Regions from separate parts of the Homo sapiens genome. Here region 2 is linked to region 1. Evidence: chromatin loops called from intact Hi-C (ENCODE). Cell type or tissue: ascending aorta. All regions are shown on one strand.

The links. A loop is a pair of places that touch in the nucleus more often than their neighbours do. Peaks named below come from ENCODE experiments on the same cell type or tissue, not always from the same donor. Only the 100,000 strongest peaks of a DNase experiment are listed, where the experiment ranks them.
Region 2: a loop joins it to region 1, with 2.7 times the contacts of the local background. A loop is called at or near these places in 2 of 110 quality-filtered maps.

The regions. Positions count from the first base shown.
Region 1 is chr14:81,998,635-82,006,634 of GRCh38, reverse strand. All of the region lies in intron 3 of LOC107984704 (a long non-coding RNA gene), which reads right to left. Among named protein-coding and RNA genes, the nearest start is that of LINC02311, 260 kb to the right of the region's middle. RefSeq lists an enhancer at 5,449-6,648. In ascending aorta, no CTCF peak of the experiment used is centred here; a DNase peak (open chromatin) is centred at 3,024; H3K27ac peaks cover 1,833 bases.
Region 2 is chr14:82,382,936-82,390,935 of GRCh38, reverse strand. No RefSeq gene overlaps it. Among named protein-coding and RNA genes, the nearest start is that of LINC02301, 260 kb to the left of the region's middle. In ascending aorta, no CTCF peak of the experiment used is centred here; a DNase peak (open chromatin) is centred at 3,005; H3K27ac peaks cover 5,411 bases.

The DNA of each region.
Region 1 (8,000 bases):
TTCCCCTCTAGACAGTAAGCTTCATGTGGGTAATTGCTTGTCTATTTTGTTGAGCTTGCATCCCCCAGTGCCTGACACATAACAAGCTCTTTTTAAATTAAGAAGTGCAGCTTTTACTCCCATCATAAAACAATACTTCAGTGTCCCATATGTTTTTGCTGTTTCATACCATTGTGCTGGTTATTCCTTCTAGTAAGAATATCTTCCCTAATTTTGTCTGGCTAATTTTTCCCCATTCTTCAAGATGAATCTGAATACCTGTGGATATGCTTCTTCATCTCTTGACTAAGTTCCTAGAAGCCCTGTGCTTCCAAATCCTTCTGTGTATAACCCTCTAATAGCACCAACACTTTTCTTAACAGCAGAAGTTCTTTAAAAACAACATCCACTAAGGTAATCAACTGGATTAACCAGTCCTTTCAACTCTTCCTGAAAAAAACTCTAATACCCACAGGGTACAGATCACTTTTGGCTAGTTGACTGCTCTCTAACAGACCTGTATCCTTTGGCTTCCATTATTTGAGGTCTACGTCCACCAAGAACCATTGTGTTTGTTTCCATAATTTTGTATGTCAGGGATAATTGTTATTCTAATTACATAATTTAATTAGATTGTACATAACTAAGGAAATGTGACTAAGTAACAGAATCATTTCCATAAAAGAATAGATTAAAGCAAGTTGCCAAAAATGAGTCAATCATTTGTTATGATCAAGACTGATGTAAAAGACTTGGAAAAAATTATTTTAAATCTAGACATCTGTACTCACATGGCTTCACAAGTGCTTAGATTCTCTCTCCCCAATAAAGAAGCCAAAACTGGAAATGTTAGATGAGATATTATGTAAGAATAATGACAGAAAACTTTAATTAGCAGTCCTCATTAAAATGTCTACATTAAAATAATATGTTGAAAGCAACCTAAATGTCAATCAATGGATGTGTAGATTTTTAAGATGTGGTATATACATACAATGGAATATTACTCAGCCTTAAAAAGAAAGAAAATGTCACATATGCTACTATATGGATGAACCTTGAAGGCATTATGCTAAGTGGAATAACCCAGTAACAGAAGGTTATAGATTATATAATTTCACTCATATAAAGTAATCAAACTTACAAAGACCGAAAATAGAATGGTGGTTTCCAAGGGCAAAGGGAAATTGTGGAGTTATTGTTCAGTGGGTACAGAGTCTCCGTTTGGGAAGATAAAAATGTCCTGGAGATGAATGGCGGTGATGTTTTTACAACAAGGGGAATATACTTCATGTCACTGAACTGTACATTTTATAATAGCTAAAATAGAAAATTTTATATCATGTGTATTTTACAATTTAAAAACAAATTAATAATAATAGTATGTTCAAGGAAACTTTTATAATCCCTCACTTTGACTCCATTTTATTAATCAAGTAACTGTTGGTCTCCATCATGGTGGATGAGTAGGCTTCTATTACAGTAGCTTTTTTAACTGTCTCTCATCCTTGGTATACAGGAAGCCACAATGAGCAGAAACTGTTTCTTTCATCACCATCTACAGACTTCTATGTTTCCTGAAATTTAGTAATAGATCAATAAATGTTCACTGAAAGAATGAATGGACAAATGCTGTTATTTTGCTGCCGAGAGAACAGAAGCTTAGAAAAGCTAAGATCACACAGCTGGATAGTGGCATTAATGAGACAAGACTGCAAATTCCATTGACCAAAATTATACCTTTTTTATTCAATTTGAAAAATGTACATTAGAACCCTACTACATGCCAATACTGTGTTAAAGATTAAAGATACAAAGATGAAACATATCTAGTTTCTGCTATCACTGCTATATTTTGCTTTAAGACAACTGCATTAAACACTCAGAATTACGTCTCAGTTAAACCTCCAGGAGAAAGACTGGCAGGTGGGTTGCTCCTCTCATGCCAGTCAGAATGGCGATTATTAAAAGTCAGGAAACAACAGATACTGGCAAGGCTGTGGAGAAATAGGAACGCTTTTACACTGTTGGTGGGAGTGTAAATTAGTTCAACCATTGTGGAAGACAGTGTGGTGATGCCTCCGAATCAGAAATACCATTTGACCCAGCAATCCCATTACTGGGTATATACCCAAAGCATTATAAATCATTCTACTAAAAACACACATGCACACGTATGTTTATTGCAGCACTATTTACGATAGCAAAGACATGAAACCAAACCAAATGCCCATCAATAGTAGATTGGATAAAGAAAATGTGCCACATATACAACACGGAATACTATGTAGCCATAAAAAAGAATGAATTCATGTCCTTTGCAGGGACATGGATGAAGGCGGGAAGCCATCATTCTCAGCAAACTAATACAGGGACAGAAAACCAACCACATGTTCTCACTCTTTAGTGGAAGTTGAACAATGAGAATACATGGACACAGAGAGTGGAACATCACACACCAGGGCCTGTCGGTGGGTGGAGAGCAAGGGGAGAGAGAGCATTAGGACAAATACCTAATGCATGTGGGGCTTAAAACCTAGATGAAGGGTTGATGGGTGCAGCAAACCACCATGGCACACGTATACCTATGTAACAAACCTGCATGTTCTGCACATGTATCCAAGAACTTAAAGTTACAAAAAAAAAAAAAATTTAGACTGGGTTCCAGAGACAGGAGTCATGAGTTTGGGCAGCTCAGTTATTAATTCATCATCCCACCTTGAATAGCTCCTCTTCACCTCTCTACACTTCAGTTTCTTCATCTGTAAACCATCTTCTGAGTTAAATTACTCCATTTGGCAACCACAGACTCTCCAGAAACCTTAACAGTCTTTGAGAGCCTGACTCAGACTCCCAAAGCCACAGACAGGAGCATTTTGAGAGAAGAAACAAAAACAAATCATCTCAGGTCTCCATTATTCCAATGGAAACAGCCCAGAACAATAAGCCCCCTGGTCCAGTTACATCCAGCAGGATGTTTCCTGCTTAAGTCAGTACCTGCTAATCACATGGCTGAGCTGTCACACAAAGTGATGAATGTGGAAAACAGCCTTCTGGGGAATGGGCCAAAAATTCTCTTCCTAGCCAAAGAAATCAAAGGAAATGATTGTCTCATTCAAGTTCCATGGCCCTAGTGGGAAGGAATTGTTTCAAGCTCAGGAAGCAAGTCTATCTTCATCAACGTGTGTTCTCAAAGGCATTCCATGGCTTATGAAAAGAGCCTCCAACAATTTAGGGACACCATCAACCCTGAGGGATATCTCCTGCTCAATCAATCACTGCTCTTCATGACTGAACTTAAGTAAAACATTTCCCTGACCAACATCCTCACTTGTGTCACACACCCCTACTCTGTGCTCCCAGAATCCAGATGTAAATCTTTATCACAGTACTAATTATATGCGAATTTCTTTAATGTCTGCTATCAAGGCTATATAGCATGCTCCTTGAGTCTAGGGAATGTGTCTATCTTGTTCTTTATTGCATTTCCTGACAGAGTGCCTAACAGAGAGTTCAACGAATACATTGAATAACTGAATTGGTTATCTACCTCTCTACTCTGTTGAATTATAAGTTTTCTGTGGATGAGGTGTGTTGTTTATTTTCATATTACTACTACTTAAAGTAGATGCTGGCTCACAGTTAAGATCGATTTACTGAACAAAGGAATGATCCTTGAAGAGATGGAAGCACCCTCACCACACTCTACCTTCTGGGAGGTAGAAAGAGTTCCCTAATACCACTTTATTAGTTCAATACGCAAATGTCCATTCATTCTACTTGGTCATGGAAGCCTTTGCCACACACGTATACCAGGCTAGAAAATCTCAGATCCTTTGTATCATTGTGTTGATTGCTAGGCAAATGGACATCTTCAGTCTGGAACAATTGAACCCAAGTTCTTGTAATTTGTAGGTCTGCTTTAAGTTTTTATGGCTTAACCCTCTCCTATGTCTTATATCCTCTAATAGCCTTGCTTACGTCTTCTCATGTAGCAAAATGTCAATGCCCTGAAATTCAAAAAAACCCAAGTTCTAATCCAAAATGTGCTACCAACTCTTACTTTTCCCTGTCATTCAGACTCATTGGGACTTAGTGGACTAATCTGTAAAATAAATGAATTAACTAGCATATCTTCAAGGTTTTTTCCAGGAAATCTAAAATATTGTGAAGCTCTAACATACATCAAGCCCATGACCAAATGAATATAATTAACCAACTGTTTTGAATTTCTCCCCACTTCTTACTTCTTCCCCATAAGATCACCTATTCAAGACAAAGAGCTGAATGTGTTGGGTTATTATTGGAGCCTTGGGCCCAAAGGATCTGTCAGTGTGGTTTTCTGTTTCTTGAAGAGCTCCTTTCCTATATAGTCTTACCAGAACAGTTTGTGGTATTATAAATGAAGTCTCTAGATTCACAATAAGTACAGCATCAGTTCAGAAATATTCAGCTCTTAAAGCCACATTCTGAGGTCTATTGACTTCTCTTGCAGTCCAATTCAAATATCACCCTGGTGACTTCAGAACATTTTCCACTTCTTGCCAATAAGATTTTCTTCTGCCCTGTGTGGTCTCTGGTCTGCTTCTACTTAAGTTAAGGGCATGGCTTACATGCATTCTTTTGAGATTCACTGGTCATTTTTCTCTAAAAAGAAGCATCCAAGTGATATATTGAAAGTACATCTAACCTTCCAGAGCCATATAGCAGACCTCAGCTGAAATGAGCAACAGAACAGCATTCCAGGTGGCTCATTTTTACCTTCTATTGTGAAGTCACCACCTCTGTGGTACAAAAGCCATCTATCCAATTTCAGATCCTAATAATAGTGGAAAAAATCTATTCCAGACAATCATTGGTGAGACTACTGCATTGTGACTCAAAACACAGAACAAAAATAAGTACATTTTCAGTTAAACAGAAGCTGATGTTCACCTGCTTCCTTTTTTATGTACACACACACACATGCACGTGCACACACACTCACACAGACAATTCAGCATTCACTGCATGCAAAAGAGAAGGAAAGTGATTTTGAATTTTACTTTGAAAAATGGATAGAAAGATTGCTTATCAATTCTATAGCCTTTAGATGAGGAATTGAGGTGAATGTTTTTTCCCAGCATGAACATGTCTTCAAATATGTTCATCTCAGCAAGCAGAAATGTGAGTTACAGTTTGAAGATTGAAGGGTAACTTCTAACAGCAATATGGGTTACTGACTCAGTTCTAAAGCTAAAGGGAAAGTACCAAATCTTGGATGGTTCAATATTTTATAAGTGATTCAGAAAACTAATTTCAGTGCATGGACCAAGAACAACCAGTGGGGGTGAGTTGGGTCTCTTGTAGTAACAACTTTGTCACTCTGTTTGGGATTAGAATGAATAATTTGCAATAGCTCCCTTTACTGATCGCTCATTTAAAATAGGACTTCTTTTTTTTTATCTAAAGGCTGGGTCTCACTCTGTCACCTAGGCTGAAGTGCAGTGGTACAATCATGGCTCACTGCAGCCTTGAATTCTTGGGCTCAAATGATCCCTGCCTGAGCCTCCTGAGTAGCTACGGCTATACATGCCACCACACCCAACTAATTTTTTATTTTATGTTTTATCTGTAGAAATGAGATCTCGCTATGTTGCCCAGGCTGGTCTTGAATTCCTTGCCTCAAGCAATCCTCTTACATCTACCTCCCAAAGTTCTAGGATTGCAGGTGTGAGCCACCTCACCCAGCCTAAAATAGGCATTTTAATGTACAAATGATTCACATAGGTCCCTGGTAACATTGAATATTCTGACTCTGTAGTCTTCAGCAGGGCTTGAGATTCTGTACTTCTAACAAGATCCCAGGTGATGTGGATGTTGCTGTACCACAGACCACACTTGAGCAGCAAAAACTTCCAACAGACCAATCATGCCTCTAATACCAACGACAATTTTGTTTCTTAAAGTGACAAGAGGTGGAAAGGATTTGGTAGATACAAAGGCTTTGTGTTCTCTGAAAACAGATGCCATGTATTTATTTTATAATCACTTCCTATCCTTCTTTGCTTACAATGATCAGAACATTATTTGGGAGATAAATCATAGGTCCCTGAATTTATACAGTCAAAATACATTGTGAAAATATTAAGGATTGAAACATATTTAAAATCACAAAACCTCAGAGCAGGGAAGGCCTTCAATGTTGATCTGATAAAACCCTAATTGCCCTGGGTAGGACTCCCAGAATGGAGGAGACTTGACCAAACACTCAGTCTTGTCAGAGAACAGCTAACACTAGAGCCCAGTTTTTCTCACACCTACAAAGATAAGCTTGGTTTACTTTGAGTTTATTATTATTATTATAGAAAAGAAACCACAGTAACAATGCAGTTTGTTTTTCCAGCATTTTTCATTAACTACAACTATATTTTGTCTGCATTTCTTGAGATATGATAACAATAAACATACATATTCTCATTTTATAAACTGAGGAAATTGAGATGGTAACAGAATAAGCAAATAACTTGCCTGAGGAGACACACACACACATAGAGAGTGACAGAGAGAGAGAGAGAGAGAGAGAGAGAGAGAGAGAGAGAGAGAGAGAGAGAGAAAGAGAGAAAGAAAGAGAGAAAGAGAGATAGAGAGAGACAGAGAGAGAGAAATACATGGGCAAAGCTACAATAAGGATTTTCTCAAATGGCATTCTGACCTGTCATTAAGCCAAGTTATCTTCTCCTAGCTTATTGTTTTATATAAACAAAATGTGATTAATAAAACAATGTGTTTTATTTTTGTTACTTTTTTCTTTGTTTTCTTCCTTGTTGAGTTTGGCCAGTATGCAAGCATTGATCTTCTTCTCATATGGCGCTATACTGTGCTTTTTGTTTTCATCAAAATAATTAGTTGCAGCTCGGAAGATATAATTCTACCAGCACATCACAGAAAATCCTGCTTTCTGCCTTCCTTAATGAAGTCAGGCATCATGGGAAATGGAAATACCAGGGAAAAGAACACGTTGTAAAGTATAATTGCTTTCAAGAAGAAAGACCTCCCCAGTGAATCCATTTTGGATTAAATGCTGTAGAACTTTCTCTTTCTTTTTTTAATTTCCTGGCCCTTATATAAGGATATTTTTTGCAATACCCAAACCTTCTGCAAGGTTTGTCTGCTTTCGGGGTTGATAATGTAGAAGATGGACTAAGGTCAAGAATGAATTTTCAACCTTTTGCCCTTTGTCCCAAGAATACTTTTCAAATACCACTCTTGCCAATGTTTTCATGATGAATTAGTAATGTTATCTCTAGGTTGTCCCCACTCCACTTTGACGCCATCCACCCACCTCCAAATCCTGCTCAAAGTTTCAGCTTTTCATTTGTTCTATAGTCCCCGGCTCCCTTGGCCGTCCATCTTTGAGTGTGCCATGCTTGTTCCTGCCATGAGACCTTTGCCTTTGCTGCTCCTTCTGCCTGGAATATTCTTTCACCTCATCCCTACCTAACCCATTTATGCTACCTCCTTAGAGAGGGCTTCTCCAAACTCCCAATCTAAAGTCACCCCCAGCGACTCTCACTCACGGTGCTCAACTTTCATTCTCTTCCACACATTTGTTACTAATACTTCTGTGATTCATTTAATTTTCTTCCTCTCATAATAAGAACGTAAGCTCCATGAGATCAGGAACCCTTTCAACTAAGTTTTGTTTTTTTGGGGGTTTTGTTTGTTTGTTGTTTTTGTTTTTTATGAGACAGAGTCTTGCTCTGTCGCCCAGGTTGGAGTGCAACGGCACGATCTCGGCTCACTGCAACCTCCTCCTCCAGGATTCAAACGATTCTCCTGCCTCAGCCGCCTGAGTAGCTGAGATTACAGGCACCTGCCACCATGCCTAGCTGATTTTTAAATTTTTAGTAGAGATAGGGTTTTTACCATCTTGGCCAGGCTGGTCTCGAACTCCTGACCTCAGGTGATGTGCCCGCCTCGGCCTCCCAAAGTGTTGGGATTACATGAGCCACTATGCCGGGCCCCTTTCAACTAGGTTT
Region 2 (8,000 bases), 380 kb before region 1:
ACTTGCTTATTGACAAAGGAAGTATTAATGGAGGAGCCAAAATTAAAATCCATATGGTTTGGCTCCAAATGTCTTGTTGTTAAAATATTAACAATAGTGATATTAAATTATTAGTTAAATTCTAATTTAATTAGAATTAAATTAATTTAAATTAAATTCTAAATTAAATTAAATTAAAAATTCTAAAACTTTAAAAAAAAATGTGTTAGAAACAATGGAAGCTAAAAAGGAAGCGTGCCCAGCCTGGCCAAATGCAATATGCAAATGAATAGTCAAAATGAATTTAAGAGAAAAATAGAAGGACCAATACTATTAGATACAATTTTTATAGTCTTTTTATTAAATAACTTTAAACATTTTAAGATTAAATTATCTAAAAGGACTTTACAAGCACCAAGAGGTTAAATACAGAAGACTGCAGAAACAGATTAGTGAAGCCGCTAATGCAAATATGCTGTTTGGCCCTGGGACACAGATTCCTCATTTCATGTATTGATGTATTTCATCATGTAATCCTCATGAGAACCCAGAAAGTCTTATCTGCCCCATTACAATCTTATCCCCATGACTGTTTTACATATTAAAAATCAAAGCAGCTGGGCACGGTGGCTTACGCCTATAATCCCAGCACTTTGGGAGGCCGAGGCGTGCGGATCACGAGGTTAGGAGATCGAGACCATCCTGGCTAACATGGTGAAACCCCACCTCTACTAAAAACACAAAAAATTAGCCGGGCATGGTGGCATGCACCTGTAATCCCAGCTACTCGGGAGGCTGAGGCAGGAGAATCACCTGGACCCTGGAGGCGGAGGTTGCAGTGAGCCGAGATTGCCCCACTGCACTCCAGCCTGGGCAACAGAGCAAGACTCTGCCTCAAGAAGAAAAAAAATTCCAAGCAAAACAATAGCAAAAAGTGAATTACAAAAGATGGGGTAACTTGCCCAGAGTCACATGGTAATAGTAATAAGGTGATTAGGAAAGTAGGTAATTAATCCACGCCTTCAAGCTCCAGACTCAAGACACCTCACTATCCTGCTGAGCTCTCTCAGATTAAAGCATAGTCAGACCAGTTATCTGTAGTAATGCTGATCTGACATGCAGATGTTCCGATGACATAGGTACAACTGCTGACCCAAGGGAGGTTGGGGCAGAGACTGGTGTCGATGCCCATACATTATTGGCCCATCACGTTTGCACCCAGTCTGCCTCTAATGGTCAACAGTAACCTGGCACTGATTTATGAGAGACCCTTGGTTCTTTCAATCTGAGCATTACTTGGAACTTTTCTGTAAATATAAAACATCTTCTCAAGTAGAAAGAAAAGTGGGTGGGAACTTAAAAACATCAAGAAAAACATTTATGTAACATTAGCAAGCAACATCTTATCATTTAAATAAGCATTATTTTGAATTAATCCAATCACGATCACTGTAACACATTCAAACAGGGAGGCAGGAGAAGTAGAAATAATAAGAAGAAACCTCATCTTTCTAAGACACATATAGGCTTTCACTTCTCTATTTATTGATTAAATACTTAAAGAAGAATTTCTTTATTTCCCAAGTCACTCTGGAAGGAATCCCCTTTACTTAGTCATTTCTGATCCTATAAAACCAGGCCTTTGTTCTAGCATAGCATCCAGAACCCGATACTTAACACTATTTTAATCGGCAAAGGTTAATTTTTGCAACAATTATGGAAAAGAAAGTAGATGCCTGGCAGCAACTAGAGAAATATTCTTCTCTTTGAAAAGGGTTGAATTAAGTCCCCAGATTCCATTTGAAAGTTGGCTTTCAAATTTTGCAAAGGCTGCCTATTGTTTTTAGATCTTCAGAGAAGCCTTGAAATTCCCAGTGTCAAGGGCACAACCGAATCTGTGATCTGCAAACAACTCAGCTCATCAGCATTAATTATTGCTCTGCCAGGCTTGTAAACAAATTTAATCAGAAGTCTAATGCAGAGGCCCCAGTGAGGATGCCACCTATTTCTCTGCCGGCTCATTCCCAGTCCCCTTCTGGTTCTCCACTTCTCTCCCATTAACCGATGGCTTTCCAGGCTTTTGAGCAGTTCTAATTTCTCTTCTTATGTGTTTTGCTTTCTCCCTGGGTTGGCACATCTGCCTTCCTGGCTTCAGCTAAAACCTCTATTACGATGACTTCTGATGATACGTTTTCAGTATCAGCCTTTTTCAGAAGTTTCGCACCTGTCTTTCTTACTGCCTACTAAATACAACTCAAACCACCGTTTCCAAAACTGGCTCATGCTGTTCCTCTACCCTCATATTGATAAGTGTTTCTCCCCAAAGCTCTCACTTTGAGCCAGTGTCTCCACATTGCATAACCAATGTGCATAAAAAGAAAACCTCAGATTCATCCATGACTCATCTCTCTCCTTTATTCCTACATTACCCTGCCATATAAAGTCATTGGATTACCACAGTCCTACCACAGGACCCTCCAGAGTTGTTCCTATTTGATAACTATTGCCTGATGTCAGTTTCTCCTCATTTCCAGCTGACTGATTCCCAGTCTTCATCAGTCTGACTCTCACCACGCTTATATCTCTCCCATGCTCCCATACAACTGTGTGATCTTTGTAAATATCAAATATTTTACTCTTCTCTTTTTAAATTTTCAGCAAATTTTTTACGAAGAAAATTTGATGAAATAGATAAAAGTTTTAGCTTTTTATTTTGAATCTCATCAAGTTACTTTCTTAAGAGTTTGCTTCACGTTGTTCTCAAAATAAATCAAAGCTCTTTAGCCTGATATTCATGATCAATGGTCATCACTTATACTTTAGACATCCTGTCTTACCATATTCTCCATAACCATTGCAATATGGACACACTGAAATATGTGCATTGCTCACTACTGGTGCCGTAACAGTTCCTGAGGTAGTAAACACTGAATAAATGCTTGTTAAATAGATGAATGAACAAGTTGTTCACTGCAGCCAATCCTTGTAGAGCTTTTTATACACTCCCTGTTTGCCTTTGTACATTCTGTACTCTCTACTTGTCATTCTTGTACTGCTCTTCCAGGCCTGGCCAATAACTGCTACCCTTTCTTTAAAAATCTAGCTGGTGTTTGACCTTTTAATTCACTTTCCATTAACTAACTCAACAAATATGTATTGAGCACATGCCAAGAGCTTGGCACCTAGAATACAAGAACCACACAGTCTAATGCAAAAAGCAATTGCGTAGTTCCTCACATTCTGTCCTACATACTCACATAGCCTCTTCTCTCTATCCCGACAGAACTTGGTACATAAATAACATTTTTATATCACTCAGAATCATTGTATTAATTTATTTAAAAATCGCTCCCCAAATTAGAATCTGTTGTGCTTCAGGACTACATCCCACTACACTATACTTTCTTTTTCATCCTCCCAAAGTCAGCACACTTTCTGGCAAAGAGTGAGCTATCAATAAATGGTAGTTATTTATATAATTATTATGAGGGTACAATATACTAGAATAAGCCTATGCTGTCTGATCAGATTGCCAACTTGCAATACAGGCAATCTAACTTATTCAAGGAGGACCAGGTTGTGTTGATTTATCTCCCTGGTCTCACTAGCATCTTTATAAGTCAGATGGGACAGTACCTACCTCATGGAATTGTTGTAAGTATGAGGAGATGAAATATGATGAACTGTGAAATGGGGACATATTGAATGCTTGTCAGCTGTTTTCCTGATTTAGAAATTTAAAAATACATTATTGATAGTATAAGCTTGATAGATTTGATAAATGGAAGGATGTAGACAAGAATGAACTGTGGAGTACGTAGGTCGGTTCTTCCTACATTAAAAAACTCTTACAGGAAAGTAGCAGAAAATAACATACAGAATAGATGATGCTATGTTACAGTAAAACTGGAAAAAGACATTTAATAGACACTTATTTAAAAGGAGCAAGGAGGTGATATCAAAATATACTGCATATATTATTTTAATGCTAACTTTTCATGATAAATTATATGAAATTATTTCAGAATATGAATCTAGTTATTTTAAACACATTTATTTGTTGTTTTAATTCCTGATTTAAAAAACACTGAAAGGTATAGACATGCGGGCTGCAGGGAACACAAAATCAGAATTCTGGAGCTCTGAAAGGGCAAAACCAGGTGAAGAGATTCCACCTCTATCTCTCTACTCAGGGTCGGTTACAATATTGCTCATTTCTGTTTTTACACTCCCTCTTCTATGGGGCTTTTGTTTCCATTTGTATTTCTTTGACAGGTATTTAACTAATGAGTGATGAAGTATACAGGAAGAACCCTCACCAGGTCCAGACCCTAGGATATGGTGAAGCTGATTTGCCATAAACGTTACAATGGCATTTTTATGGACTACTCAGACCACTCAGTTCAAAGAACATCCCTCTCCTGGATTGTCTTTTGTGTTTCCTTTAATACAAGATGAAGTCTCCACATATGAACTCTGAGTAGGGCACTGAATGGCATTGAACTGTTAAATCCCCCCCAAAGCATATATTTTAATGACAGAGTATGTTTAGAAGTCACAGCTCAGCTTCAGTCGATTGCCTGTAATTCTCAAGAGTTTTTATTTGCAATGCCTATGTTTTCTTGTCATTCTTCTGAAGGAAGCTATCATTTTGATGTGAAGAAGCTAGGAATGATGAGCATATTTCCAAAAGCAAGCTGTGTACTGAAGCAAACAGCAATATTGTAAACTTCCCTACGTAATTTCAATGTAAAAATCACGATGAGAAACCAGAAGAAAAAAAATGTTAAGACCACTACCCAAAAGTAAGTAAATGAAATGGGAAGACAATTGGAAATTTTTGAATGTTTAGTGTATTAGTCCATTTTCATATTGCTGATAAAGACATACCTGAGACTGGGAAGAAAAAGAGGTTTAATTTGCCTTATACAGACATACCTGAGACTGAGAAGAAAAAGAGGTTTAATTTGACTTATGCATGGCTGGGGAAGTCTCACAATCATGGCAGAGTGTGAAAGGCAGTTCTTATATGGTGGCGGTGAGAGAAAATGAGAAAGAAGCAGAAGTGGAAACCCCGATAAACCCATCAGATCTCGTGAGACTTATTCACAAGAATACCAAGGGTAAGACTGGCCCCTATGATTCAATTACCTCCCACTGGATCTCTCTCACAACACGTGGGGATTATGGGAGATACAATTCAAGTTGAGATTTTGGTGGGGGCACAGGCAAACCACATAAGTTAGTAGATATAAGGTCTCATATTTGATACTGTATATTTGTGTCCTTATTTAATTCTTCTACACAGCACCTTGGGAAAATTATAAGAAAGTTTAGTAAGCTAAAATAATTTTTGTGACCAAATATGCTAAGATGCAGATACAATAGTTGAATCAATGTCTATCTAAATCCAAAATATATACTCTTGCCCCACTATCTTGCTACCTATAGGGTATACTACTGAACTCTAGGACTGCCTTGAATTTATGACAAAAAATAAGCTGAAGTTTTATTTTTAAAGAGAGTGTTAAAAGTATTTGAAGACTTTTTACTCTCTTTTAAAAATTAAATCATGCACTAGTGAGTCAATTTATAATCTTCCTTGGTTTATGATTTTGTAAATAAACATGGCATTGCTTTTGGCAGTGTGTCAATCTGACTTGTTTTCACAGTATAAACTGAATGAAGTCATGGAACAGCTTTTCTGGCCAGGTCATAACAATATAATTTACACCATATTACCCTTTTCATATCATATTGATTTTTTCATGCTGAATGTCTTCCAAAACCACAATAGAAGCTAATTCTGTGTTAAAGAACAACAGTATCAAATTCATTGTTAAGGTGTGTGCCAATTCAAATATTGAGTTGATAATACAAAATAAACATTCACTTCTTCTTAAAAGCATTGGATTCACCCATAACTGAAGTCATATGTGATGAAAGAATCTAAAAAAAAAAGTTGAAAACCAAAAGTAATTATATGCTAGGACCATGAGTAAGAGTTTTCACCAAATATTGAACATGAAGGCTATCAGTATTAGAAAAAAGAATCAATTGAAATAGTTCAACAAGAAATTTGTTATATGAAATATTATAAGAAAAATATACAAGCTAAGGTTCAGGAAATATTTACAAATCATTTGTTTTTTAGACTGTGCAGAACTTTCTTCACAGAATGTTTTCAATGCTGATTCCTATATAAGCATCCTTGTTCATCACTTTAAATACTGTTTGAGAAGTTCTCAATCTCTTATTAGATTAGATTTTGGAGTAGAAATCTCTTGGTATCCATCCCTAAATCCCTCGATCGAGACTCTTACTTTTTTAATCAAATAGTGCTTAGAGGCCAAAACAAACTAAAAAGCTTTTAATCTGCTTTGTTCCTTTGTTTTTGTTCCTTGAACCTGTTGAATTTTAGATTTGTAAGTTTGGGTCGAGACCAAGTAACTAACCTTTGAAACAATACATAATTTATAAAAACATTATTTTTAGACAATTTCAAACATAAAATATTGTTACAGCAGTAAAAAGAACTCCTGTGTGCTTTCAACCACATCCCACAGTTGTTAAAGTTTTACATTATTTGCTCCATTCACAGAAAATATTCCAGATTCCCTCAGAAAACAAACAAACAAACAAACAAACAAAAACATTACATTTTGCTTCCATCCAACCCCCAAATGAGGAACTCAACACTGTTTCAACGCTATAATCCAATCCACAGACCCTCTTCCAATTAGGCCAAATGTCTTAATGGTCTGGACAATAGCTCTTCTTTCCATTCTGGTCCAGTTTCCTTTAATTGGGAGTTATCTCTCAGTCTTGCCTTTACTTTCACATCCTTGACACCTTCAAAGAGTATAGATGACCCCCAGTCAATGTCTGTCCAATGTTTCCCCTCTTGAGCAGACTCAGGTTTGGCATTCCTAGCAGAAACATCCCAGGTATGATACTGTGCAGTGTAGCACATCAGAAAAGACACAAGTTCAATCCCCCACTATCATCACTGGTGTTGTAAACATGACAAGTGGGTGACATTTCCGCTAGCTTTCTCCATACACAATAATATGTTTCACCCTTTGTAATAAGTAAAATTTTATGAAAAGATTTTCTTAGATTGTGTCAATATCCTGTTTGCATTAGACTCCACTGACCAGTCTTTGGCATCCTTTGATGATTCTTACCTAAAGCACCCACCAATATGATTGCCAAATGGTGATTTTTCATTTCTGTCACTGTTTCTACATTTAACAGTTGGCATTTTATCACAAGGAATGACAATACACTCATTGATACATTTACTTATATCATTATTGGCACATGTAATTTTATTTTTTTCTATGTTTGTAATCTGTTATCATTATTTTGATACTCATATTGTTCTATATTTGTCCAATGGGTTCTCCTTCTAGTTGGCTGCTGTGTCCTTTTGATAAGTTTCTCTCATTTTTCTAATGTTTGTTTTGAGATATACTTTATATGCCATACAAATCACTCATTTAAAATATATAATTTGATAAGTATAGTATAATCACAGAGTAATCAAAAATCAACCCAATCTAAGTTTAGAAATATTTTTATCACTCCTCAGAAAGAGAATCCCCACTAAGCAATAGCAGTAATTGCTTTTACTAAGCCCTCAGTAATTACCTTCTGTCTCTATAGATTTCCCCACTCCAGATATTTCATATAAATAGAATCACAAAATCATACAATATGTGTTCTTTTGTGACTAGACTCCTTCATTTAGTGCAATGTTTTCATGGTGTGAACATGAAGTGGCATAAATCGTACTTCTATCTTTCTATTGCCAAATAATATTCCCTTATGTAGATTTTTTTTGTTTTTTTTTAACCCATCAATTAACAGATGTATTATTCAGGGTTCAATCAGAACAACTGAACTCAGTAGGAGATATCCATTAAAATATTTACTCCCATGAACTGGCTTATGTGATTATAAGGACTCGTGAGGCAAATCCAAAGTCTACAAGGAAGGCAATGAGAAAAGATGAACTA